Regions from separate parts of the Mus musculus genome. Here region 1 is linked to region 2. A link is a loop called in an ENCODE intact Hi-C map of the cell type or tissue named here. Cell type or tissue: left cerebral cortex. All regions are shown on one strand. Each heading gives the region's core, and the rest is flanking DNA. Links, peaks and the distances in the headings are about the cores only.

What was found. Peaks named below come from ENCODE experiments on the same cell type or tissue, not always from the same donor. Only the 100,000 strongest peaks of a DNase experiment are listed, where the experiment ranks them.
Region 1: a loop joins it to region 2, with 6 times the contacts of the local background. A loop is called at or near these places in 18 of 42 quality-filtered maps.

Annotation. Positions count from the first base shown.
Region 1 is chr17:5,479,980-5,492,865 of GRCm38, reverse strand. Gm52310 reads left to right here. Exons shown (of 2, transcript XM_030250193.1): 2 at 114-5,320. The coding sequence ends at 917. Zdhhc14 (zinc finger, DHHC domain containing 14) reads right to left here and starts at 266. Exons shown (of 9, transcript NM_146073.3): 1 at 1-266. It also overlaps the pseudogene Gm8363. In left cerebral cortex, for the core only: CTCF peaks have their summits at 1,012 (motif pointing left) and 1,211; DNase peaks (open chromatin) are centred at 574, 713, 1,320, 2,346 and 2 more places; H3K4me3 peaks cover 1,827 bases; H3K27ac peaks cover 1,667 bases.
Region 2 is chr17:5,434,050-5,449,172 of GRCm38, reverse strand. Tmem242 (transmembrane protein 242) reads left to right here and starts at 8,913. Exons shown (of 4, transcript NM_027457.4): 1 at 8,913-9,040; 2 at 9,541-9,641. The coding sequence starts at 8,956. In left cerebral cortex, for the core only: CTCF peaks have their summits at 8,369 and 8,609; DNase peaks (open chromatin) are centred at 8,601 and 8,850; H3K4me3 peaks cover 2,027 bases; H3K27ac peaks cover 1,531 bases.

The DNA of each region.
Region 1 (12,886 bases), core at 1-2,500, 51 kb before region 2:
CGTTCTTCTGTCAGGAGCTGCTCTGTAGGAGCCGGGGCGCTGCCCGCGCTGCGACCCCGCATCCACGAGCCGAGCAGCCGAGCTGAGTCCGCGGCCCCTAACGCGGGGCTAAGGCCGAGGGTGGTGGCGGCGGTAGCGGTGGCGGCTCCCGGGGCTTCCTCGGTTCCTTCTGTCCGGAGAAGACAACCCTAGCGCGACGAGGGCCGCCGGAGGGCCGCGGGGACACTGCCAGAGACACTTGTTTGCAAGGCTCAGCCCCGGCGCGCGCGGCGCTCCGAGCAGGTCCGCCTCCTCGCCGCCGGGTGGGCGGTGACGCCCGCGCCTCACAGCCGGGCTCCTCCTCCTGCTCCTCCTCCTTGCCAGTGAAGCCTGGGCACCCGCTCCCTTGGGTCCCTGCCCCAGTATCCCCGGGCCAGAGCGCAAGGCTCGGGGACTGTGCGGGCCTGGCGCGCCCGGAGGAAGGCTCCTGGCTCCCGGGTGACATCCTTCACCCTAGGAGAAATCAGGTCGTTGCCCTCGGTGCTGAGGCGCCATGCGCTCCCCGCGGACTTAGTTCCTCTACGGGGTTCTCCACCGGATTATTCCCGGTCTCAGCTGCCACCTCTGGACACTCGCATTCTCATGACCAGTCGAAAAACCGTTCTTGCTACTACGGGGGACCTGAGTACCCGCCACGCAAAGAAGTGACCTTTCCTGGCCTGCCCTCGGCTCATCCTCTTCCTCCCCAGCGCCACGCGTGGCTGAGACGCCAGGGAAACTCTACCGATGCCGAGAGGATGGGGGTGGAGTGCCTTGATGACAGGGTGATGAGCAGCCCCCTGAAACAGGCCAGACTTCGGGACCTCGAAGGGCAGGGGACAGCAGAGCGGTCTGTGTCAGCTCCAGCAGCGACCGATCTGCCCCCTCTTTTGGATTAAAAACCCCCAGTGGCAGGCTTTGTTTGCAAAGGTCGCTGTCTTCCCCATCTTTCATTCTCTACTTTTTCCCCCTGGTGCTCACAATTCGCTCATTTTACTTCTGTCTACTTGCCTCTGTGGAGCCCACGCACAATAAAGGGACCGCACATCTAGCGAATGCTTGGAGTGCGCCTTTCTTTACATCCCAGTTTGACAGTTGGGTATACAAACGGGCGCAAGGCCGGCGCCAGAGAGCCCCAGCAGCCTAAGCGCTGCTGCGCCCCTGGGCTTCGGGGCCCGGTAGAAGCGCTAACTGGCGTTTGCACTAGGGTAACCCAGCGCAAAAGGACACCCGGCACGGGCGCTCGGTTTTCTGAGCCCTACTTTCTTTTCAGAGCCCGCTGGGATGTGTAGTTCCTTCTCTCGCTGTCCAACTCAGGGAGGAAACGTGACTTGAGGATCTAAAACTACAAGTCCCTGCAACCCCTGCGACGAAGGCGGGGAAGCAAGGTACTGGGCTTTGTAGTACTCAGCGTTTGGAGAGCCACAAAGACAGCTTTGGAAAAGATGCTTTCTCTGTGCCGGGTGGATATTTGCACACTGCCTGCGTTCTGTGTAATCCTCACCACAACCCTGCGATGCACTATTGTACCAAGCTCAAAGAACTGCTTGCCCAACACTACAGAGCTGCCCAGTGATAGAAATGGCACTGAACCCAGAGCTCTGTCTTTCCCTTACAGAGCACGCCTCAGTGCTCAGTGTCAAAGATAGATAAGCTTGGCTAGCCAAAAGAGAAAAAGGATGTAACCAGCTAGGAAATGGGGGCGATAGAAATGGTAATTAGATGGGACAGGGAATTACAAGAAGTTAAAAGCAAGTGTGATTCTTAGGGGCTGGATGGGGCTTTTTCTTTGTTTGCTAAGTGGATGGGTGCATTTTTAAAAATAAGTTCACACTACTGTAGCTGAGGCTACTGTAGTAGTGTCCAGTTCCTGATTCTCTGCCTTTTGCCTGCTGGGATTTCAGATATGTTCCACCAAGTCCAGCTAAGGGTCTTAAGTGGACAATTGAAATTGATCTTGAATTACTTGAGATACTGCATGACAGACAAGCGCATTACAGAGACAACTAAGTGCTTGGTAAGTGTGCTCTAAAAAAAAAACAACAACAACAACCACAACCAGCTCTAGCATTTGAAGTAAAAGCTTTTATGCTTTTCCACCCTTTAGCTGACACGATCAAGACTTTATTTTGTCAAAAGCACATGTTAACTCTATTGTCTAGGTGGCTTTAGAAAGCACCCTCTCTTGGCATTGGGAGTGCAGCTCCGTGGTAAAGTACTTGCCCATTCTTATTCTCAACTAAACTGGATTTTTCTGGCATCTGGCACAATTGAAAAGTCCTTATCCTCTAGAAATGTGTACTAAAAGCATTTGCAAGTGAAATGATAGAACTTCTAGATTGTGCTTTTCCACTCTCCAGCCCATCCTCCTCCCACACACAAGGAGACAGAAGGAACAACTCTGGGAACTCTTGGAAAGTGTTACCATTATGTGATGTAATTGTGTTTAATTATCCACTGTTGCAGATTATCACAAACCGGAGGGTTTAAACACAACAGGTGTACCTCACAGCCTTTGTGGTTCAGGTATCCAAGTCTTTTGAGACCTTTGCCCATACCATCAAGGTGTAGGCTAGGCTGTGTTCTCATGACCTGCAGAAGAATTCATTTCCACACTCATCCGGGTCACTAGTGAATTCATTTTAATGCATTTGTAAGACAGCATCCAGCTTCTTGTCAGTTGGCCACTGGAAACTCTCTGCAGCTCCTAGAGGTCACCAGTAGTTCATTAGCACCTTGGCATTTCCCAGAATTCATTAAGCCAACAAGAAAAGCCTTCCAGCAAGCAGGCTCTATACATTAGAGTCAAAAATGTACATGTTCTATTTAGCCAGAAAGCAAATCATACGCTGCAAGGTGAAGGGACCATTTGTGGGTGTGGATGTTAGGATTAGTCTATCCACCAAAGTATGTAAGGGGTCATCTCTTTTTTTTTTATTAAGATTTATTTATTGTTATACGTAAGTACACTGTAGCTGTCTTGGAACACACCAGAAGAGGGCATCAGATCTCATTGCGGATGGTTGTGAGCCACCATGTAGTTGCTGGGATTTGAACTCAGGACCTTTGGAAGAGCAGTCAGTTCTCTTACCCGCTGAGCCATCTCACCAACCCAGGGGTCATCTCTTAACCATCATGTGTGCTTATCTTTATATTTGACAACCCCATACAAAAAGAAACAAAGCATTTGTTGTAAAACTGTATCTAGTGGGGTGGGGTGGAGAGATGCCTCAGCAGGTAAGAGCCGGTTCTGCTCTTCTGTTAACTGAAGAGTTTTATCATCCACCTCAAGTAAATCCACCAAGCTGTTACCATCTGTGGCACTTCACACCAACATCTACCTTTCTTGCATTGTTAGTGCTATCTTTGATGCCAGTGGTCTTTCTCAGATCGTGGCTGACTTGGTGGACCCACTGGCAAAGGGGGTTGCTTTATAAATAAAACTGGAGGTTTGTTTCTTTCATCTGAGCAGCTCAAACCATTCTAGAAGCCTCCTTGTTAGTTCGGAGAACACCTTAAGGCAGCTGGCATGGAGGGTGAGCCTAACCACTGTGCAAGGCAACACATTCAAGTTCCCGGATGCTTTGTGAGTTCCTGGGTGCACCTCTCAGGGCCAGCATGGTATGCCCTTAGGGTGGTCAGGTGCATAAGATCAAAGGAGCAGAGTCTTAAGAGAACTCTAGAGAACTAGAGAACTTTGGAATGACCTCAAGACACTTCATTCCAAGTAGAAATACTGCAGAAAATCAGACGCCGTCATCCTTCCCAACCCAGAGACTCTGCTCATGTTCCTGTGGCTGCTCAGCGCGCCTGGAAACATTTTAGCCTCAAAATGCAAAATGTTTAAAGTAACGCACGCAGCGTGCCACAAACCAAAAATGAAGTAAAGCAGGGGGGTTTAATGTGAAAATCTCTTATGATTTTTTTCAAGCAATTTTTTGTCCTTTCACACAAAAATATTGCTTCCATGTTTATAAAATAGCACGTACTGAAAACTGGTACCACCCGTGACTGTATAAAGAAGGTAGATTACTCAAAATCCCATCACCACACAGAATCGTGATCGCTCCATATACTGTTTATACATTGGCTATTTAACAAGAATCATTGCCTGCCTGCTGTTTTTTATCTTGTATGCTCTCTTTTGCTGTGTGTTTGTGTGTGTTACATATACAGGGAAGCCAGAGAGCAAGCGAGGGAAAGGAAGAGGGGAGGGAGAGGAGAGTTTGTATTATACTTTCACTTGCTGCCTGGATCAAACCCTCCCGTGTTCACTTTGCCAGCTCAAGACCAACCCAGAGCCATGCACTGCACTGTCTTCAGACTCGGTCCCCTTCGACACAAACCCATCCACTTTCTTTGAGTTCCTTCATCTCAGAGTCACGGAAGAATACAGGCCATGCATTTTGTAAGCTATCCATTTGGGTTTGCCTATGGTTTCTTCACAGTCACATTCGGGAGCAGGCTCTTGCAAGGTCCCAGCTGTGTTACACAGGAAATGGTGGCAGACAGCAGGCATCGTTTGGCTGCTGCAGCCAAAACTGCATGGCTCTGTCACAGTTGGCCAGCTGCTTCCCGGCCTCCAGGTCGCAGAATACGTCCATGTGTACTCTGTCTACCCGAGCTGGGTAAATTTCAGGTGTTGAACAAGCACATCTAAGTTTGGGACCCTAAATGCAGATCCCAAGAAATCAAAAGGACAAACTCTGGTTTTGTGGCATTTCAGAGATGCAAAGGCCCCAGGTGTTGCTACTGAATTGTAAAGTGTGCAACAGCAGCATGTGTTCGTTCTCTCTCTCTCTCTCTCTCTCTCTCTCTCTCTCTCTCTCTCTGTGTGTGTGTGTGTGTGTGTGTGTGTGTGTGTGTGTGTGTGTGTGTAACAGCTGCTTGTGCCCTGTGTAAAGGAAGGAATCTTCTCTTCCTGAGATCAAGCCAGGGGGAGACAGCAGATGCACACGTGCACACAGGAAGGCTCTGGGGTTCCAACTGGAGCTCCATGCCGGAGCCCCTCATACCCTGCTCTGTGCAATGCACACCCACTTGCTAACCTAAGAGCTGAAGAAAAACAAAGAAACACTTCCCCCTTCTAGAAACAGCCCCCGCCCCCCCAGTCAAAGAGAATCCCTGAAGAACCCAAAGTGGATTTCAGAAGTTTCCACTCTCATCTTTAAGGAATGGATCTGGTCATGGTGGAATCTCAGTGTATGGAAGGAAGAGGCGAGAGAATTGTGGTTGTGTCATTTTCAATTTGCTAGTTTTATGTACATTATTATGTATATTATAAAAAGAGAAAAACAAGGCATTTGTAAGGATGTCTGCTTATTCATGTGGGGTTCTTAGCAGTAGCCAATCACTAAAATCCAGAAGGGGAAACCATACCCGTTTGTTCCCTGCAAATGTCTGATAACTGCATGAAAGTGAAATCTGATTGATGATCATTCCTAATTGGGGTATGAAAAAATGATGATTTTTTTATAATTATGGATGATTCAGTAAGAAAAAGAAATGATATCTTTTAAAGTTTTTCATTTTTGTAGCTTTCTGTTGTTCATATAATGTTTCCCCTTAATAAGAATGCTTTTTAAAGATGTATTTATGTACATGGCTGGGCTGTCTGCATGTACATTTGCACACCAGGGAAGGGTATAGGATCCCTTGGAACTACAGTTATAGACAGTTGTGAGCCACCATGTGGTTGCTGGGAATTGACCTCAGGACCTCTGGAAGAGCAGTCAGTGCTCAAACCCTGAGCCATCTCCAGCCCAAGAATACATTTTAATCTGTTCTAATATAGACTAATTTCTCGGTTTGTTTATGAATGTAACATAGTAACTTACTCTTCAGAGATCTGACAAGTTTTCTGAATGAGCCAGGTCACTTCCTGCCTTCCTGTTTAATTCATTTCCATTCCCTTGGCAGGGCCAGGGTCAGGTGGAATTCTGATAGAGACAGTGTATCTTTCTCAGTATTGTGCCAAAAAGATTTCTGGCTTATCCTGTGATAAGGTTAGGTGATACTCATTTTGAGCACTGGGGTAAGTAGGTTTCTCCAATTTGAAATTGCTAGTTCTCTTTGATATTATCGGCTACAACAATGAAGACTGTAACTGATTTTGGTGCCCACTGGTGATTTCCTAGCCTGCTTCTTTCCTTTCCTGTCTGCTTCCTTCCTGTTACCTGCTCTCTTCCTCTCTCCCTTCCCTTCCCCCATCCTTGCCTTCTTTCACCCTCTCGGCTTTCTTACTTCCTCTTTCTTGGCATTCTGCCACAACAAAACATTGTGTCCATTTCATTAGCAACATTCCATACTTTCTACTCTGTTTTGTATAAGCATGGCCCGGGATACTTATTTTATATAATGGGTTATAAGTCATTCCATGAATAGTTATTTTGATATTTGAATTACTCCAGATCTGACTAGCAGTAGCTCCCCAACTATCTCCCCTGTATCCCCTGTCATTTGGTATTCCTTAAACACTTGCTTCCCTGCTGATTCAATCCAATTTTCCAGGTTCAATATCAGACATTCCCTGTCTTCATGCTGCAGTATGATGTTTCTCAGACAGGTCTTAGTATCTTTTAGTAGGAACTGCATGTATGTTTTTTCTGTTTCTATTTTTCTAAAAAAAAGATTAGTACATACACACATATATGTACACATCTATTTTCTTCAATATTAAAAGCAATTTACTCAAACTTACACGTGCAATTCCAATCCCAAAGTGCAATCTATAGTCTTTGCTTTTTTTTTCTTTTTACGTTTGTAGCTTTCTCCCCTCATAATTCTCAATAAATGTCCTTAAGCCTAGAATGCAAAATGAATTCTATGAACTACAATACCAATATGCCAGGCAAGATGTGCCCATTGGTGAAATGGTACCACAGCTGCAGCAGGAATAGCCAACCCATTCCATGCTTGAATATGAGACCTGATACCCAAGGGATAACACGTGTTTAGTACTGTAAACCACTCAAAGCTTGTGACTAGGAAAACCTTGAGGCCCAGGGTAGGGGACCTACTACTGCTACTTGGCTACCTTTTAAATCTTTCTGTTAATACTCACAGACAAAGCCTACTCTCAGCCTAAATTAGAGAAACCTCTCTTTGCAGTTAATGGAGGTGAAGGCTGGGATCCATGGCTGTGCGGGATACTGAGACTGTAGATGGTTGAAAGCCCTAAACAAGACATTCATACCACTCCCTTAAGGCTCAGGGAATGCTGTGGAATATAGAGAGGAGAGCAAAGTGCCATGCTCTAAGCACACGAAAGCCATGGTAGTCATGAACTGACAGCTAAGCTCATACAAGTGAGGCCTGCCTAACAGGAACACATGGATGGGGAGGAGTTCACAAAACCCCACCACTCATCTGTGTCTAGCAGATTCAGGGAAAGAATAACACACAGTCCCTAGAAGCGAAAACTTAAGAGTTCTTTGAGAAAGTAGTGTCAGATGGTGTTTTGCTGGGGCAAACAGGTGAAGGGGTGATTTCCTGAATTGGACACAAGTGAAAGGATGTTTTGCTAAAGCAGACAAGTGAAGGAACATTTCACTGAAGCAGACACAGGTGAAAGACTGGCTAAAGCAAGTATGTGAAAGGACACGTGATGATGCACATGTATTGGTCTGCCTTACATTGCATAGTTGAGCTCCATTTGTCGGGACTCCATAGAGAGAAATGCACCAGAGAACTTCTGGTGGTGTTCTGCAGCTTCTTGCTGCTTCCAAAGACTCAGGCCAATTGGCAGAGTAATGTCAACTGGGACAGACTCACGTGCAACTGGGACAAGACACATGGCAAGGCAGACCCACATGTGATGTTTGGAAGGAGTGTAAATAAGTCTCAATTGACTGAGAAGGGCTTGCTTTTAGAGCTAGTTGTGAAACACTTACTGGTCTCATGTCTTCCCTATCTTCACTCCACTGAAAGAGACACACCCAAGAACTCCTGGTGTCTCATTGGTCTGAATCCCTCCTGCTGACTGGTGCTGATTTGGCTGAGGCCTGGATATCTCTGCTAGGTCATGCCACTACTGCTGATTGGTTTTTGCTATCCCAACATTATGGCACTGGATGGCTGGTGTATCTGTGAAGTGTTTGCAACTGGATCAAGCTGTCGCTGCTGACATACAAACTAACCCTACTGATTGCCTGACAACACAGATGGGAGTTGCTCCAAAGAACCTTTCTAAACATGTCTACTCCCCATTACCTGTATCCTTTCTTTTCCCCTATCCCTTGTGGGTGGTGATCTAGAAGGGAGGTTAAAGCATTTAAGAACCATCATTAAAAATAGGATTTGAAAAAAATTAAAGTTCTAGTACCCAGTTGTGTACCCACTGGTAAGCTCATCATATTTTAAAGGATAGTTCCAAACCCAAAGTTATTCAGATGGTTGAACTCTGTGGGCTATACACACAAAAGTAATGAATACAGGAAAGAGATTTGTAAGGAGGAGAGGTTGGCAGGGATGAGGGACCTAAGAACAGAAGGGAGACAGAGTCACCAAAATGCATTTTTATACATGCAGGAAATTGTTTTTAAAAATTGATTAATAAAAAATATTTTAAGGGTTTCAGACTTGCTAACCCACAGCACCACGATAAACAAACCAGAAAAGAAAATATTTAGAATTCTTTCTCATTCAGACAACTAAAAATAAAAAATAGTAGACAGCTGTTGTGGTTTCTGGTCTCCTAATTTCTCTGTGTGTGTGTGTGTGTGTGTGTGTGTGTGTGTGTGTGTGTGTGTGTGTTGCTCAGATGTTTTCAGTGGTAATGCACAGGTGAGCACTTACGTTCAGAGCAAACACCCTTAAGTGTTGCTCCTTAGGCACCACCCACCTTTCTGAGGTGGCCTCTCACTGGCCTGAACCTCAACAGCTTCTGTCCCTGCTTCTTTTCTTTCTTTCTTTTGTTTTTTTTTTTTTTTTTTTTTTTTTTTTGAGACAGGGTTTCTCTGTGTAGCCCTGGCTGTCCTGGAACTCACTCTGTAGACCAGGCTGGCCTCAAACTCAGAAATCTGCCTGCCTCTTCCTCTCCCACTTCTTTCTAATTAGGACTTGCAGTCTCCACCTTTTGACGGTGACCATCTGGCAAGGTGGCCACCATCAAGAACAGTCTAACCGAGGGCATCAAGCAAGTGAGTTCCAACAAGGAAATGAAACCGAAATTCATGAAACAGAAATCACCAATTCTTTAAAGGTCCCAGAGAGACCAAAGGTCCCTCAGGAGTCTGGGGGAGACGGGGAGTTTACACAGCTGGAGAGGGAGGGAGGGAGAAACCAGAGAGACTGCATCATTATTCCTGTTTATCCTTTGAGGATTCTGCAGGGTTAAGGACAGGTTTGTTTACAGAAAACACCTGCAGAGGGGAAACTGTTTACATGGTTACAACTGTAGCTCAGCCCGAAGCTGTTGGGGTTTGTGTTAGTGAAGAGAGATAATTATATAATGCAAGCTCAAGTGCTGTCTCTCATAAAATGCTTGTTTCAGGATTTCCTGCACTTTCAATGCAGGAAATTGATCTCATTAATCAGTATAAGAATTATACCTCAGGGCTGGAGCGATGGCTCAGCGGTTAAGAGCAACGACTGCTCTTTCAGAGAGGTCCTGAGTTCAATTCCCAGCAACCACATCGCGACTCACAACCATCTGTCATGGGATCTGATGCCCTCTTCTGGTGTGTGTCTGAAGACGGCTACGGTTTACTCATCTAAGTAATAATAATTAAATAATATTTTTTTAAAAAGAGGAAAAGAAGGAGGAGGAGGAGGGGAGGGGGGAAGGGGAGGAGGAATCCCTCAGAACCAGGGGCGGGTTGAACCATTGTCCCGGCCTCTAGTCCCATTCTGACATGATGGATGTGGCGGTGTGCTCTGCGCAGCCCATCCGGTATCTCACTAAGAACTGGGAGGTGGACATGGTGGCACAGCTGGGCGAGTATCTGGAGGAGGTGGACCAGATCTGCATTTCTTTTGATGAAGGCAAAACCACAGTGAACTTCACTGAGGCAGCACTATTGATCCAGGGCTCAGTCTATGTCTATAGTTAAAAGGTGGAGTACCTCGCTGGTCTACCAGGCTCTAGATTTTATTTCTGGCAAGAGGCAACCCAAGCAACTCTATTCAATGCAGGAAATTGGGAGCAACAGGACTGTCAACTCAGGGACTCCCTGTGGGACATAGGGTGAGTTCCTGCCACTGGACCACATCTCTGACTGCTGGGCTAATGTGGATCCAAAAAATGACCAGGCATCCAGTGAGCTCATGGCCCTGGTGGCCCCTGATGAAGTGGGAAAGAACATGTGCCCCTTGTATAGCTGTCAGGGTGAGGGTTTGGCCAGCCGGAAGGATTTCAGGATGAACACATGTACCGTCAACTCCAGAGGCTCCTCTGTGTTAGATCCTGTGGGGCCTGTGGGGCCATACCCATGTCAAGGAGCCAGAAAGATCCTGAGGACACTGAGGAGCAGCCAATAGAAGTGTCTAGGAATGGGAGTCCTGCTCCTGTACTCAGCGTCTCCCAAGAGCCAGATGGTCCTGCGCTCAGCGGTGGAGATGAGGATGCAGAGGATGAAGCAGAGCTCCTGGAGGTTGCTCTAGAGCCTGCAGAGCCTGGGACCTCACAGCAGAGTGCCATCTTGCCAAGGAGATACATGCTATGGGAATGACAAGGGGCACTGGAACCTGCTTCCCGGCTCCACGAGACCCCAGACCCCTGGCAGAGCCTGGACCATTTTGACTCCTTGGACTCTAAGCCCTTCAAGAAAGGTAAACCCTATTCTGTGCCACCTGGTGTGGAGGAGGCTCCAGGACAGAAGTGCAAGAGGAAGGATGCCACCGAGTTGCAGGACTTCCATCAGTGGTACCTGAATGTCTATGTTAAACACACTGATGGCAGGAGGGCTTGGCAGAAGGGCCCCACCTTTGCAGACATGGATATTCTGTACTGGGAACATGAAAAAGAATGGCTGGAGACCCTTCAGAAGCTGCGGAGATGTAAGATAATGGAGAGATGGAAGGATCTGTGGCTTACAGATGAGGATCGCTTGGAAGAGTCCCTAGAAGACCCAGGGGTGGCAGATGACTTTCTAGAGCCCAAAGAATATGCAGAGGAACCTGAAGGGGAGATACCTGGGGAAACTGCTGACCATGCCAGCGCCCCTGAGATACAAGGAGCTGGTCAAAAGAAATGTGGAACTCTTCATTGCAAGCTCCCGGAAGTTAATCCAGGAGACAGAGCTGAGCCAACGCATCAGGGATTGGGAAGATAAGATTCAGCCACTGCTCCATGAGGCATGCTACTTGGGAACTAGAGCCTGGGCTTCGTCTAGACCTGTCTCTCCACTTGAAGCTAACATGTCCTTTCCCTCTGCAGGAGCAGCATGTGCCATTTGATATCCATACCTATGGGAACCAGTTGGCTTCACGGTTCCCCCAGCTCAATGAATGGTGTCCCTTTTCAGAGCTTTTAGCTGGGCAGCCTGCTTTTGAGGTGTGCCGCTCCATGCTGGCCACCTTGCAACTGATAAGTGGCCTGGCATACAAGGGATAGGGCAATGGCTGGACTCTGCTGACGCCTTGTTTCCACAGACTAATGACTATACAGATCACTCAGCAGCCAGGACTGGGGGCAGCAGTGGACACAATGTCTCTGAGAGTGCTCACACACCAGCAAGCCCATACCTGCTTCCAGACCTATACAGCCCCTTCCATGGCCCAGCCCAGCCTTGAGTGGAGAGCAGCGAGGCAGGGGTGGAAGGTAGTATATATCTGTAAGTTTTTGCCCCTATGGGGCTATTCACTCCAGTGCTGCCTCCTGGCTGGCCTAGCTTAATAAAGTGTTGCTACCTCCCCACCCCACCCCCAAAAGAATAATCCTTCATCTATTTACTGAAAAACCTATGGTAAGATTGTTATTTCTTCCTCTTTTTTAATTATTTGACAGAATTCTCAATTGATTCATTCGATCCTAACATTCTATTTCAAGTTAAGGTTTAATTCAATTAAAAAGCAAACTCTTGGACAAAGTTTGGAGCTGTGTCAGAAGGATGGACCATCTAGTGATTGCCATATCCAGGGTTCCATCCCATAATCAGCTTCCAAACGCTGACACCATTGCATATACTAGCAAGATTTTGCTGAAAGGACCCAAATATAGCTGTCTCTTGTGAGACTAGGCCGGGGCCTAGCAAACACGTAAGTGGATGCTCACAGTCAGCTAATGGATGGATCACAGGGCACCCAATGGAGGAGCTAGAGAAAGTACCCAAGGAGCTAAAGGGATCTGCAACCCTATAGGTGGAACAACATTATGAACTAACCAGTACCCCGGAGCTCTTGACTCTAGCTGCATATGTATCAAAAGATGGCCTAGTCGGCCATCACTGGAAAGAGAGGCCCATTGGACACGCAAACTTTATATGCCCCAGTACAGGGGAACGCCAGGGCCAAAAAAAATGGGAATGAGTGGGTAGGGAAGTGGGGGGGAGGGTATGGGGGACTTTTGGGATAGCATTGGAAATGTAAATGAGGAAAATACCTAATAAAAAGTATAAAAAACAAAAAACAAAAAAAAAAGCAAACTCTTCTGCTATTCTCTTTTTTTCCTCTGTCTCTTTTGGTAAATTATGCTTTTCACCTTTTTTTTTTTTTCGGTTTAAGTTGTTCGATATGTCTACACAGTTGTCCAAAATATTGTGCTACTCTCCGTTTGCTATCTGTAAGATCGTTGCCTATAAATGTTGGCAGTTTCACGCTGTTGTACTAGAGTTTGGCAACTGTATTGATGTTTCTTTAGAAGCCTAACTTTTAAGACAGGGCTTGTTGTGGGGCCATGGCACGTGGCACGACAGAGCCTGCCCTGAGT
Region 2 (15,123 bases), core at 7,585-10,084:
AGATAGAATAAATACATTTAAAGTAAGGGATATAATGATATATTCCCAACAGTTGAATTTGAAATTGACTTCTAGCCCTATAATTTACCACTTCCCCAAAGCCAATACTTGCCCAGGAGTTACTGTCTTGTAAACCAGAAAATGTGCCCCTTCTCCACGTCAGCTCCATCCAGAGCACATGGCTTGGTGAACAGAATTCAACCTGGATTTCAGGCCTCTGTATACCCCTCATACAGATAATCAAGCAGCCAAGTGCAGGCCCTGGCTATCCCTCCACTTGGAAGGCTGAGCCAGCCTTCTTCCTGACCTCGGTCAGATAGGATTCCTTTGGGGCTCCCCTCGGGGCCCTGGACTGTCTCACTCTGCCCCTTCTCTAAGGCTGCTACCTGGATTTTGGAACTGGGGTGGTGCTTTGCTACTTTAATTTCATTTGTGTCTTGCACTTATCAGTTACTGTCTGTAGGTCATTAGTTCTGCCTAGGGTTGGGTCCTGCTACCTATGAACCAATGTGACACCAGTGTTCCTGCTTAGCTTCTGAACTCTCTCTGCTGCACTGGAATCCATGACACCATGCCATCTATTTAAAAATCCTACTGCATCTTACAGGAGCACTTTTGGCTGGCAGCCTCTGTTGCCATGCCCCTAACATAAGCTTATATCCCTCAGGGAACGACTACTTGCTTCGAGGTGTTTGACCCAGGTCCCGGTTGCCACACCGACTTCTGCAACCAGCCTCTTCTCCACAATGGCAGTGACATTCTGAGGAAGCTCTGCTGCCTAGAACAGTAAAGCCTGGCTCTGTGAGGCCCGATAAGCAAAGCACTGTGTTTTCACGCTTCCCCAGCGTAAACCCAGAACCAGGACCATGAAAGATGCGTTGTGGGTAGGAAAAGTGACATCAATGTTAACATTAGTGTTTTGCTAAGATTTTACTGGTGTGTGTAGTTATTTGTCACACGTAAGACTGAAGCTTGCTTTTCTTTGTTTTGACACAAGGTCTTAAAAGCTAGCCTTGAACTCACTAAGCAGTCAAAGATGACCTTGGGCTCTTGATCCTTCTGCCCCCATCTCCCAAGTGCTTTGAATTACAGGTATCTTCTGTAGATTATAATCTTTATTACATCGTATTAGAATATGGTCATTAATATAAATAAAGTATATATAACAACCACTTAGTGACGTAAGTGGTTGATATCCTGGATTTTTGTTGTTGTTGGGGTGGACTACGTGAAGGTTCTTCTTGTATTGTTCAATTGTTAATTCTGTAGCAGAGGAGGAGGAAGGGGAAGAGGAAGAGGAAGAGGAAGAGGAAGAGGAAGAAGAAGAAGAAGAAGAAGAAGAAGAAGAAGAAGAAGAAGAAGAAGAAGAAGAAAAGGAGGAAGAGGAGAAGAGGAGGAGGGAGGGAAAGAGTCGGAGAAGGTAGTAGAGGAGGAGAAGGTAGTAGAGGAGGAGAAGGTAGTAGAGGAGGAGAAGGTAGTAGAGGAGGAGAAGGTAGTAGAGGAGGAGAAGGTAGTAGAGGAGGAGAAGGTAGTAGAGGAGGAGAAGGTAGTAGAGGAGGAGATGGTAGTAGAGGAGGAGAAGGTAGTAGATGAGGAGAAGGTAGTAGAGGAGGAGAAGGTAGTAGAGGAGGAGATGGTAGTAGAGGAGGAGATGGTAGTAGAGGAGGAGATGGTAGTAGAGGAGGAGAAGGTAGTAGAGGAGGAGATGGTAGTAGAGGAGAAGAAGGTAGTAGAGGAGGAGATGGTAGTAGAGGAGGAGAAGGTAGTAGAGGAGGAGATGGTAGTAGAGGAGGAGAAGGTAGTAGAGGAGGAGAAGGTAGTAGAGGAGGAGATGGTAGTAGAGGAGAAGAAGGTAGTAGAGGAGGAGATGGTAGTAGAGGAGGAGATGGTAGTAGAGGAGGAGATGGTAGTAGAAGAGGAGAAGGTAGTAGAGGAGGAGAAGGTAGTAGAGGAGGCGAAGGTAGTAGAGGAGGAGAAGGTAGTAGAGGAGGAGATGGTAGTAGAGGAGGAGATGGTAGTGGTAGTAATGGTGATTGAGGTTTTCATCAGACTTAGCTGGGCAAGAAAGGGAAGGGGGGGCTTCCAGTGTGAGAGAAGGTTGCTGGGAGAAGAGTAGCAGTGGTTGAGGTTGTCATTTGGACATATCAGGAAAGGCAGAGGAAGAGACACAGAGGTAACAGACCACGTGGCAGGATGTGGACTAGGCTTAGTAGAAATAATTAAGTTAGATGAGCTAGCTGGGAGTTGACTAGGCTAGGCCTAAGCTATAATAAAATTAATAAGTCCCTGTGTCATTATTCATTCACTGGCAAGTCCAAGAAAGTCTGGCAATATTTTTTACAGTAAATATGTCTGACCACTCCAGAGTTCACTCTGGGGACCAATGAGCTTGTCACAGAGCTTAGGGTAAGTGTTATAGCAGGAGCATAGAGGATCTTAAAATAGCCACACTGGAGTCTGCACCCAGCAAGGATGACAGCTTCCATAGGACTGCATAGATGGAAGCCCCTCCCCAACCCTTCCCCATCCATATCCTCTACCCCTTCCCCCAAGACCACATGCAATTAGGGCAAAATAGCTTACAACTGGTTGGGAAGGGGCACCTGGACACTCAGGTAAGGATCTTATGACTCCTCCTATGGGGAATGAAAATAGCCCACAGGCCCAGCTTTGATGATCTGTTGGGAGGGGGTTCAGTAGAATTCCTAAAGATGGTAGCAATTTAGCTTGGACGGTAGTCCTGTACAATAGAAAAGAAGAAAAGAGAAAAGAAGGCAGCTGAAGGAAACGATATGTATCACTCTCTTGTAGAAAAATATCTAGTAAATTATGAAATGTGACAGTTGTCAAGGGGATTCCTGGATGGTCATTAAGAGTAACAATCCAACTGATCTCATAGAAAGAGCCAGGAAAAAAGAAAACACTCTGCAGTAAAGAAAAATGGAAAGGAAGACTCTGAAATCGCAACTTCACCGTGCTCAAGAAAGACACATTCGTCAGCCTGGGACAGTTACAGGATGGGGTTCTGAAAGACAGAGTAACAGAATCCTGGATGTGAATGCTGAGCCCCCAGCTTGGGCTCGCTTCAGGGGAGTTACAGCTGTACTTATGCTTGACCTTGCCTGTGTTGATTGTTGTAGTACTCTACAAGGTAGATACAGCCCTGGGGAGCTGGTGCAGATGCTGGGAAGAATCCAAGAGACCTGAATGGGTGAAGGCCAGCACCACATGGGCTCATCAGTCATCCCAGGCTTTCTCCACATGACATAATGCTTCCCGCTCTTTGTTTTCCAAGAACGTTGTCACCAGGGTCCAGATGGATGAGTGATCCTGAAAGCCTGTAGAACATTCCTATCTAAACTGGAGAAACAATGTCTTTTAAATAAGGTAGAATGTTTCTAAAGTACACAACTCCTTTACTCTCCCTCATCTCTAAATTAGTGCTTGGTCCCTTGTATAATATTTTCCAATGTTATATAAATATATGAACATTGTTCAGTGTTTTGCTTATTATGGTAGAGAGCAGAGGACGGCAGACAGAAAACTTATTTCCCCTTTCCCTTACAGGAAGCGTTGTGACTCAGATCCAGCAGGTCTTTCTCTGTGTGTGACCTTCATTAGACAATAACTTAGAGACCTATGCCCTAGAGTTGGGACAACTATTCCACATCAAGTGGCAGTAAGACCGACATGGCCAATACATGACCCTTACTGGATTTTAAAAATGATTTCACCTCAGATTTTAAACACACAATAACTGAAACACCAAATAAATATCTGAAAAATTGTTGAAACTAGCTAGGGCTAAGTAGGCTTCTAGCTGTCTAAATTTGAAACAGAATATACAGGGGCCAAAGAGTTTGAAATAAAAATGTGGTCAGATTCATTGCTAGTGTAGACTTTTAGCTGACTCAATCAAACACCAAAATAGCAACAATGTCTGTGTTGGACAAACTCCCTTTCCCAGCACTCCCCCCTCCCACACACACACAGGACATCTCGTTACATTCCCCACCCCCCCACACACACACAGGACATCTTGTTACATCCCCCCCCACACACACACACAGGACATCTTGTTACATACCCCCCCACACACACACACAGGACATCTTGTAACATCACACACACACACACACACAGGACATCTCGTTACATCCCCCCACACACACACAGGACATCTTGTAACATCCCCCACACACACAGGACATCTCGTAACACCCCCCCCCCACACACACACACAGGACATCTCGTTACATTTACACACACACACACACAGGACATCTCGTTACATTCACACGCACACAGGACATCTCGTTACATTCACACACACATACACACTCACACACAGGACATCTCGTTACATTCACACACACACAGGACATCTCGTTACATTCACATACACACACACACACACACAGGACATCTTGTAACATCCCCCCCACACACAGGACATCTCGTAACACCCCCCCACACACACACACAGGACATCTCGTTACATTTACACACACACACACACACACAGGACATCTTGTTACATTCACACGCACACAGGACATCTCATTACATTCACACACACATACACACTCACACACAGGACATCTTGTAACATCCCCCACACACACAGGACATCTCGTAACACCCCCCCACACACACACACACAGGACATCTCGTTACATTTACACACACACACACAGGACATCTCGTTACATTCACATGCACACAGGACATCTCGTTACATTCACACACACATACACACTCACACACAGGACATCTCGTTACATTCACACACACACAGGACATCTCGTTACATTCACATACACACACACACACACAGGACATCTCGTAACATCCCCCCCACACACACACACAGAGGACATCTCGTTACATTCACACACACACACACACACACACACACACACACACACACACACACAGAACATCTCGTTACATTTCTCTAAAAGGAAATCGTGCATGGTTGAGATGACACTTGTGCTAGCTTTGCAGTAGCACCAAACCCTTCCATGCTCTCATCCCTGCATCCCCCTCGAGGAATCGCTGTCTGGCTATGTAAAGGAAAAGCCTGCTGTCTGGCAGGAGACTGCTCTGCAGCTTGCGAATCACCTATCTGAAGCTAGCCTCTTTTTTCCCACAGAGACAAGCTGAAGCCGAAGGTTGAAAGTCCTAGAGCTGGAGTGGTGCCAAGGGTTGAGAGCACTCACTGTTTTTCCAGACGACATGTTTGGTTCTAGCACTTGTGAAAGGTGCCTCACAACCACTTGTAACTCCAGCTGCAAAGGATCCCACACCCTCCTTGGATACCTATGTGTGTGTGTGAGAGAGAGAGAGAGAGAGAGAGAGGGAGAGGGAGAGAGAGAGAGAGAGAGAGAGAGAGAGAGAAGAGAGAAAGGAGAGAGAAAGAGAAGAGAAGAGAGAGAGAGAGGAAAGAGAACATATATTCACACAGGCACATGAAATGAGAAGAAAAATAATTTCAAAGATTCATAAAACAGCCCCCCCCCCAATAACTTGAACATGAAGTTCCTGATTTTGAGCACTGTAGACACAGAAGACCTTGTACAACACTATCTCTAAGAAATGTTTCCTTTTGGTGTTCTCTCTGGGATACTTGGAATGTGGTCCCAGTTACAGAGCCAGGAATTCCCGTCCTTGATCTTTAAGGACTTCTGAGGCTCTGGAAAACAACCAAAGAGCCAGCCAAAGTGCCAGCACCTTTATAAAACCAGACAGGGCTCACACAGGTTGGAGGCACTCAGACAATGAGACAGGCCTTGGGGCACGGGACTCTGCAAGTTCCCTAGATTTAAACATAGTCTCCGTTCAAGCCCTTAGGGTAAACAATAACATAATCCTTGAAATAAAATGTGTCTGTGCTTTTGGTGGGATGCAGCAAAGAAAGAGATCATAAAAAGCTCTCCATTTGCAGACACGAAAGTTCTTAGACCTTTCTTGGCTCAGAAGCTCTGGCACGGGGCCAGCAGTCTGTGACCACCAAGCCCTTCTAGGTAACACCAGAAATTAAGCTCAGATGAAGAGTACCTGCCCATCAATTAAGGAAGAACCTGCTTTGAAAAGCCAGGACTGCCCCTCAACAGCTGTGTGCACTTGAATGTGTTATTCTTTCTGGGTTTATAGAGAGGATTAAATGAAATAAAACATTTGAAACATTAAGTGTGGTGCTGTACTTTGACAGCTTCCCATCAATCACTGTGACAAAGCACTGGAGATAATTAACATATAAAGGAAAGGAGTCTATCTTTGCTCACAGATTTGGAGACTCCAGTCACAATGTGTTGGTCCAGATTAGGTAGATTCTGTCCCATCCATGCAAATGAACAAACAAGAAAGTTGTAGGCAAGGGTCCTTTCGCATCGCCATCACGATGAGAAGAGGCAGTAAAAGATCCTGACAGAGAGTAAAAAATTATTTAAGCCCCTAGATCTGTGTCCAAAATAGCCCCATTGTTCCAGGATGCCAGGTGTTTGCAGTTTTTGCCTTTCTATAGCCCAATGCCAGGTGTTTGTGGTTTTTGCCTTTCTATAGACCAATGCCAGGTGTTTGTGGTTTTTGTGTCTTTATAAACCCCTTACCCCTTGAGCTCATTGTCAACTCTTCTATCCCTGGGAGGGATACCAGTTGTCCCCAGTGCACTGATCTTGTTTGTCTGTGTTTCCTCTTTTGTTTTCCTGACCCCTTGAGCTCGTGGTCAACTCCTCTACCCCTGCATGGGATACAAGTCGTCCCCAGTGCACTGGTCTTTCCCAAATAAACCTCTTGCAGTTTGCATCAAGACTGTTTCTCGTGAGTGATTTGGGGTGTGGCCTATCCTGAGTTAGAACGTGGGGGAGTCCTCACGTTGTGGGTCTTTCAGCAGCAGAGCAAAGTCGTCCTTTTCTTTTAATAGGGTCTTTCTATGTATCCCTGGCTGGTCTGGAACTTCTTATGTACACAAGGCTGCTCTGCAACACACCCACATGCACCACCACACCTGGCATCCATTCTGGCCTTGAACAGAGCAAGGACAGGAAGAGGAAGAGGCTGTGGTCTCACAGTCCCTCTTGAATTAGCCAAAGCTGGATTTATAGGCCACACCTCTCAGTGACTTTGAACCACTAGGCCTCATGGTTCAAAAATTCTGCCAGCTCTGAACAGTATCACCTGATGGGCTCTCAGTGACCCAAAAAGATATAGCAAGGGCATATAGGAAGCATCCAATATGTTAGCAGCTATAGTCACTATTATTATATGTGACAGGAAAGGAGAAGTATAAGTCCTTCTTGTAAGTGCCTACAAGTGGGCACAGTATTTGCCCACTTGTAAGGGGCCTTCCCAGACTCTGAAACTAGGCTTCTAAGGAACTGGACAGAAACAGAGCAGTTGTCCTCAACCAAGCCTAGCATCAGATCTCATGCTGCCCCAGACTTTCAGAGATAAAGTCTCTAATGGGAGAGACTGGGCAGCTTTAACCGTTCGTATGTAATGCTTTAAAAACTACTAGAATCAATGATAACAGCAATTAAAACGCATATTATGTGTGCCAGACACTATGCTAACTCCATCACACTCATAACTTTTAAAAGATTGAAACTGGGTCTTGTTACCTAGGTTAGATTTGAATTTATCCTCTTGTATCAGCTTTTCAAGTGGTCAAGAGGGATGTACAACACACACACACACACACACACACACACACACACACACGCACCTCTTCATTCAAAAATCCTGTGAGGTACTGTTTCCATAGTTAATAATTGAGGGGAACGAGGTAACGAGAGGCTATATGGCAAACACCAAGTTCACACAAATAAGAAGTGCTTTACGACCTGAACGCAGGTCTGAGCTAATAAATGCATTTAACTGCTGCAAAAACTAATGCTTTCATTTACCCGTCCCTCGGACAGGCATTTATTATACATGACCAGGTAATACACTGAGAGCTGGGGAATATCAAATGAGTATAGATAACAATCTCCACCCTCAAGATGCCCATGCCCTTAAAGTGCTCAGAAAAAGGCTAGAGGCTAAAGAACTGGCTTCATTTTAAAAGATGATGCCATATGTCTTAGGTCTCCCTTTGAGAGGCTGAAAACGTTGGCTACTTCCCACTACTCTTCCCTCAATAGCCATTTACTCTGTCCGTAGACCCTGGCACATCGTCCTCCCAGGCCTGCTTGCAGGCTGCTAAGGATCCCAGCAAGTCCGGGGCAGCCTTGGAGCCCGTGTTAATAAGCTTTGAGAGAGGGCCTCTGTACTCTGCTCTCTAGATTGGCTCAGTTCATTCAATCATTTAGCCAGCCCAGCGCGTCCACTGGGGGCGGGCAAATCAGATCTTGGGAAGGGCGTGTGCTTCGAAGCTGGTGAGATGTTTCTCTTCCAGAATTGGGCATGTCACTTAACCCTGAAATAACTATTTCGAAATTTCTCAGAAAGAAGCGGGGAAAATATTGAGGCTTGCTTTTTAGAATCGTGGTCTGTTAGTGCGGACCAAATCCTTAGAAGCAGTGCAAGTGTATCTGGAGTGGTAAACAGCTCCAGGATCCAAGCCAGGCAGATGGGCTCCCGGCTCCATTTGCGACCTCTCACTGCCTCCTAGAGTCGGAACTGAGTATTCTTCCAAGTAGGGAAAACAAAACAAAACCAAAAAAAAAAAAACCCAAAACCTTACTAAAGTCCAACAGATCATCACCTTGCAAGAAGGCGAGTGATCCTCCCAGGAGGGCCGTCTTGTGGGGCGCCGCCCTCGGCTCTGGGCTGGGACAGAGAGCAGCCTTTCTGTCTTCTCTCACTGCAAGAGTGTTAAGCGGGGAAAGTGGGAAACCCGGACCTTTCTTCAGGTTGCACAGGGAAGGCAGCCGCGGAACCTTTCTTCTCTCTCCCTTGAGCTTCCACTCGGGCCTCTTTGGTAACGGAAACAGTAGAGTAGGAGACTTTAAAATGGAGACCTCGGGTCCTGGGCCCGGGGAGTCCTCTGAATTAGAAGCTCCAGGGTCTCCGGACGATCGGTTGTTTCTGGTTAAAGGTATGCTTGCTCTGAGCTGGGATGTGATGTTCCGGAACACATTCTTTTCTGAGAGCCCTTATTCTGAACTCAGCCAGTGGGGCCCATATGTCACTCACCAGGTGAAGTCTCCTTGGGCAGGGGCGGGTAAATCCTGCCATCTACTCTCCAGTCCATACTGTATTTACCCATCCTTATCTATAGTTTTTCTTGTGCCCTGCCCTTTTCTGATTGCCACGATCTCTTCTTCCCGTGGAAAAACTTCGCGCTGCTGTCCTTGAGGACAGAGAGAAGGGAAAAAAACCCATTCTCAGCCCTGAAGAACTGAGCTTCAGAGCGTACCCTTGAACCAGAAACCCGAGGTCGTGAGATCACGCAGGTTTCTCAGACCCACTTCACAAGAGCCGCCTAGCCATGATGTTTCGAGTTTTGAATGTAATCCTGAAAGTTTCTGATACTTCGTTGTGCAATTCTCTTTAATTTAAGTTTTATTTTTAATCCCTTCTCTCAATTCTTGGCAGGTGGAATTTTCCTTGGTTCTGCAGCCGCAGCGGGAATGCTAGCTGGATTTGTTACAACATTATCATTAGCTAAAAAGAAAAGCCCTGAGTGGTTCAATAAGGTTTGTGACTCTGAAATCCATTCATAGCATTGCTATTGTTTTTAACAAAGGACAGCTTTTTGCATAGGAAAAAATAGTGACCTTCATTCACATGGTTTTGAAAATACACCCACAAACCCTCATGGGTTTAAGAAGTATACTAGTTGTCAGTCTTGATTTTTTTTTCCGTGTGCTTCCTTAAAAATTAACAGAATGAGGCTTTGAAGAATAACTGAGCAAAACTTTGGAAACATTGTTTTCCCTACAGCATGAATAAGTAATTTAGTATTGATAATAAGAGACCTTGCTTTGAAAGAAAAGCAATATCACTTAAACTATTGGTGCTGGTTGCAAGAAGTATATTTATTTCATAGATGTTAAAATTTTAACATTTTTTTAGAATGAGTGAAAACTTTGTTTTTGTGTTTTAATGCAAGGGCCGCAGTCGCTATAAAGTGCCTGGCACACAGTAGGTGCTCATAAAGTGTTGGGTGACTAACTATATCCACTAGAGACAGAAGATCATTATTCTGTTAGCAGGATTGTACATTTGCTGTTTGTCGTGTGCCTGCTTTCCCTGGTTGGTGGGGAATTTCTTGATGTGTATTGTAGTTGCTTATAATGTCTTGTCTTTTCCCCTCCCACCCATATTGCTGACTTACTGTTCGCCTCAGTAAGTGTTTACTTGGGATCCTTTATGTTTCAGGCACTCTATGATTAAGGTGGATAGGGTACAAAAATAAACATGTCTTTCCCTCGGGAATTTAAATGTCTGCTGTGAGAGACACAATTAGATATTCACACCAATAACTATGCAATTAGCTTGATGTGTGCTACAGACAAATGTTATGTGAAAAACCATAAACCAATTGAATTCCCTTCCACTTATCTGTAATAGTCATACTTAAGCTTTGAATACTATAATGACAGGAGACTAAAATGTATCTAAAATGCTTTCCAATTCCCTCTCAATACTCTAAAGGGTTATGGAGCTACTAAGATCACTTCTGTGGCTCCTCTGATGGGCCATTTTCTCCCTCTACCATGTAATACTTTTAGAGAAGAAATTACTTTGTGGCAGATGTCGTTAAGACCTAACCAGTGTTGGTGCTTTACAGCCAAGCTGTGTTTGGTTTCGAAACCACAGGTTTAATCTGTTTAAGAATCTGATAATGAGAAAAACCCAGGGATTGTCTTGTTTCCACATACTAACAGCTTGGTTCTTTGTTTTGTTCTGGGGCTGGATCATAAGACATGCCACTTGTGCTCTAACACACTTGTACACTGTGGTCCAAAAACTCCTGATGGTCCTTGAGACAACTCATTCCCTGTTCATGTTTAGAGATGCACACTGATGGCATAGAGCAGTGGCATACTCATGGTGGTGGTCACATAAACAGTCCTTGCAGTCTCTGTGTACTGTGTTGTGGGACGCAGCAGTAGTTTTTAAAATAATTAAAAGGAACCAGCATTAGGCAAGTGTCATTGTTGAAGCGGTAAAATTATGAACTATTCAATAATGACACCTGGCAACACCTGACTTGTAAAGTCATGGGAGGTGGGAGTGTGCACAAAGCACTTCTGCTCAAGAAGCCACAGATGCCTTACCAGCTGAATCAGGGTATCCCCCACAGACTGCCAGTCACTCAGAAATGGCGTGTTTGGGGCAGGCATTTTCTTAAAAACACAAAGTAGGCCTGGCTCTTGAGGAAAGCGGTTGTCAGTCTTTGTTGACAGTGTTAATAAGCTTTCAATTGAGAACACTTAGACTCACTCGTAACTACCAGCGTCCACTTGACAGCTTCTCCATACTTAACAGCTTTGCTGGTGAGATGTCATGATTTGATGATTTTAAAAAACTGTTTAACACATGGGATCAACAGTTGAAAGATCTGTATAATGCAGATACCGATACCTTCTGTAGTCAGTTCGCATGGGGTAGTGTCCAGCAAAGTGCAAAGCTGACTGGTGGATTTGAATGTTACAAATGGCAGAAATTTTTATTAATAGGACTCCATATGGCAACCAACCTTCAGAAGACATTTTTGTTAGTACTGGTATATTACAAAGAAGATAAGCTAATAAAATACTTCTTGTTCTAACCATGTCAGTGTGAGGCCGAGTTTTATTCATGCACCGCAGCTATCAGTGAAAAATATAAGAAAGCATTTACAGCAGATTCACTACAGATATGAAAAGCCAGCTTTCAGCTAGAAATTTAAGAGGTTAACAAAAGTGTAAAACATCGGTCCTCTGTAGCTGTTTTGTTTGGAAAGATAGTTATCTTAATATAAAAATGAGCTTTTATTTTTATATTAATGGATTTGGTACTTTTTTAAAAAATCCTTTAAATTAAATTGTTTAAGTTCTCTTTGTGGCCAAACTTTATGGTACTTGTCTAGACTTTTGGTTTAGTTTTTTTGTTTGTTTGTTTGTTTTGGCTTTTTGTTGTTGTCGTTCGATTTTTGGTTTTTTGAGAGACGGGGTTTTTCTGTGTGGCCTTGGTTGTGCTGGAACTCGGATTTGCGTACCAGGCTGGCCTCGAACTCACAGAGATCCTTTTCTTTTCTTTTTTAAGATTTATTTATTTATTGATTATATGTAAGTACACTGTAGCTGTCTTCAGACACTCCAGAAGAGGGAGTCAGATCTCGTTACGGATGGTTGTGAGCCATCATGTGGTTGCTGGGATTTGAACTCAGGATGACCTTCGGAAGAGCAGTCGGGTGCTCTTACCTGCTGAGCCATCTCACCAGCCCAATTTGGTACTTTTAAATGACTAAAGTGTATATTTCTCAGTTTTAATTTCTAGTACATTAGATATTGATAAGCCCCACATAGTAAAACATCTCTGCAGCCTGTGTGTAAAGGAACTGAGAAACACTGCACAGGTGGCAGAAATGTTGTGTCAGTTTGCCCCACGTGGGAAATGTTGAAGTTAGCACCTCTCCACTTAGCAGATGTCACCCATGTCATGTGGGGAGCCAGCTTCAGACCACTGAAGACTGTTGAACGTCTCTCACAATCCTGACAGCTGACGATTACTGTTGTCACCCACTCTTCTTAAGGCCTCGCACATGTGACACACACAGCCCACTGAGCCACTGTGTGCTGTTCCCACAAACAACAGGACACAAGCATGCATGGATTTAGCAGTCTGTCCAACATGCCACTCCCCTGCCCAAGGAATGCATTTTTTACTGCTATTAGCAATACTTTTATTTAATAAACTGTGCTTTAGCCTGGGAACAAATTCAAATTACAACCCAAAAGGACTTTGAAATGACCGTCCTTTCATCTGGGGCCTCCCTGTGCTTCTTCTATTTCATGGGATAATCAGTCCATTATTTTCTAACTGCTGAGTCTTTTGCTAGGAAGCCGAACACTGAAAAAGAACAGTGTTGAGGGAGTGAACGTATATTTTTCTTTGTAATTCCTTGAATAAAGAGAAAGGGGAAAGTGCAAACTGAAGTAAAAAAATTATTCCCTCAAGTTTCTTTGATCCGTACACACACACTGCAGAGAGATACGGAGAAGGGGTGGGAACATACAGACACAGGTGGGTCTGTGAGTGCCTAAGAGCTAGGATGAGGGCCTAGGGCTGACACTCTAGACAGCCGTTCTACCACTAAACTATAGCTCCATCCCTCCAAGATTATTTTTTAAACCAGTACTTTTTTACACACAGTTTTAAAATTGCTGTGAGACTAAATGACGTACCATGTGTGAAAAGTATGTGCGCAGTGTGTGCCCATTTGGTTGGAACATTGAAAATACAGAATTGGTGTGCATGTACACATGCAGTTTCCCCAAAGTAATTCAGGGCTCTGCTTGTCTTACTGCTGTGCCCTGGCAGAACTTCATCACATACCTGAGTTATTCCAAAACTCTTTTGTGAGTGGAACAAAATGGGCAGGTTACCAGACATCCTTTTGATACAGCTTTAAATTCTAATAAGTAAATAAAAGTTTAAAATTACAGGTTATAAGAGCTACCTTAGTGATATAACTATATCAATATATTGGTCAGATTTGTATGTAGGGAAAATAACTAGATTGACTATTGGGGGCGGGGCTCAATCTCTATGTTATTTTCGGGTGCATGGTCTTTCTCTGATCCTGCAGCTCACAGATTTGGAGAGACTGGAAGCCAGCAGGCCCAGGGATCGTTCTGTCTCCATCCTCCCAGTGCTGTCATTCTCTCAGGCCAGCATTGCTGTGCCTGGCTGTCTGTGAGCCTGGAGGCCCAAGCTCAGAGCCTCGTGGCTGTGCTGCAGCACTTCATGCATGAGGCTGTCTCTCCACCCCAGACTGAGTATTCCTTAAGAACCCATTTGGTGTTTACATAAAACAAACCCCAGGATTATACTGAAAAGGGCTAAGATGTGAAGCTTAAACGGTTGCCATGACAGTTTGCTATTGATGCTTCCCACAAATGTGATTGATGGGTCAATTCTTGTTACCCACTTTCTCGGGCTTCTGATGCATACCAGGAGAAATATCCATGGTCTCAAGAATTACAAACACAGAATAGAAAATAAGCTGTCTGTTGATTTTAAGAATATTGAGTACAATAACTACATTATAAATTGTTCTATTCAACTTCCAAATATGGAAGCCTTAATTTTTATTTTAAGAGCAGGTGGGGTGGGAAGGGCAATGGAGGGAAATGTAGCTTTTAAAACATGTATGTATACACAGACACTCAATCGCCACACAATACACACGAGGCACACACATATATGTGCACATATACACACAACTTGTATGTATGACTATATCTAATGTCTTATAAAACAAGATTAGTTTTTGGCAAGTTAAATCTTTTGTGCAAAATGTCAGCCCACATAATTTTGAACAGAGGGTATGAGTATCATTTGATAGAAAAAAAACGTGTCTAGATTTTTTTTTTAACTTAGAGATCAATCATCAGTATCAAGATTCTGCTAACATTCGTGTTGGAAGTATGGAGACAATAACTAATGCTTTCACCTCACGTTAAGTGGCTGATATGCAACTATTACTGTACCTGTTCCTAAAGACCTGAGGCAAACTGAGATTCTGTTGCAAATCTCTCGAGTTACTTTCATATGACTATCTTTTTTATTTGATCTGGTAAAACAAATATGGATTTGTGTTGGTGTGTATGTGTGTGTATCTAAAATTTCTGTTTTTACCAGGGGCCAAATGGCTACTTCATTTGTTTCTAAAATAAAATTGATGCAAGGCCTATTAACTGGTCCCGACAAAATGATATTGGTTGATGGTCTCGCTTCTCAGTAGAGATCGAGGCCCAGTTAAAAGGCAGGGTGCTGGTGGAACCAGCAGAAACTGTCACAATGTGGGAAAAGAATAAGATTGTAGAGTGTATGTGTTTATAATAGGAAATGGCTAAAGAAAGATTTCAGCAATTTGTTGAGGTCTAAAATATCTACCAAAAGTGTTGGTCAGCTAACATTGAGCATTCGCCGTCTGTCCTTAATGATCTGTGTGATGCAGGTTAG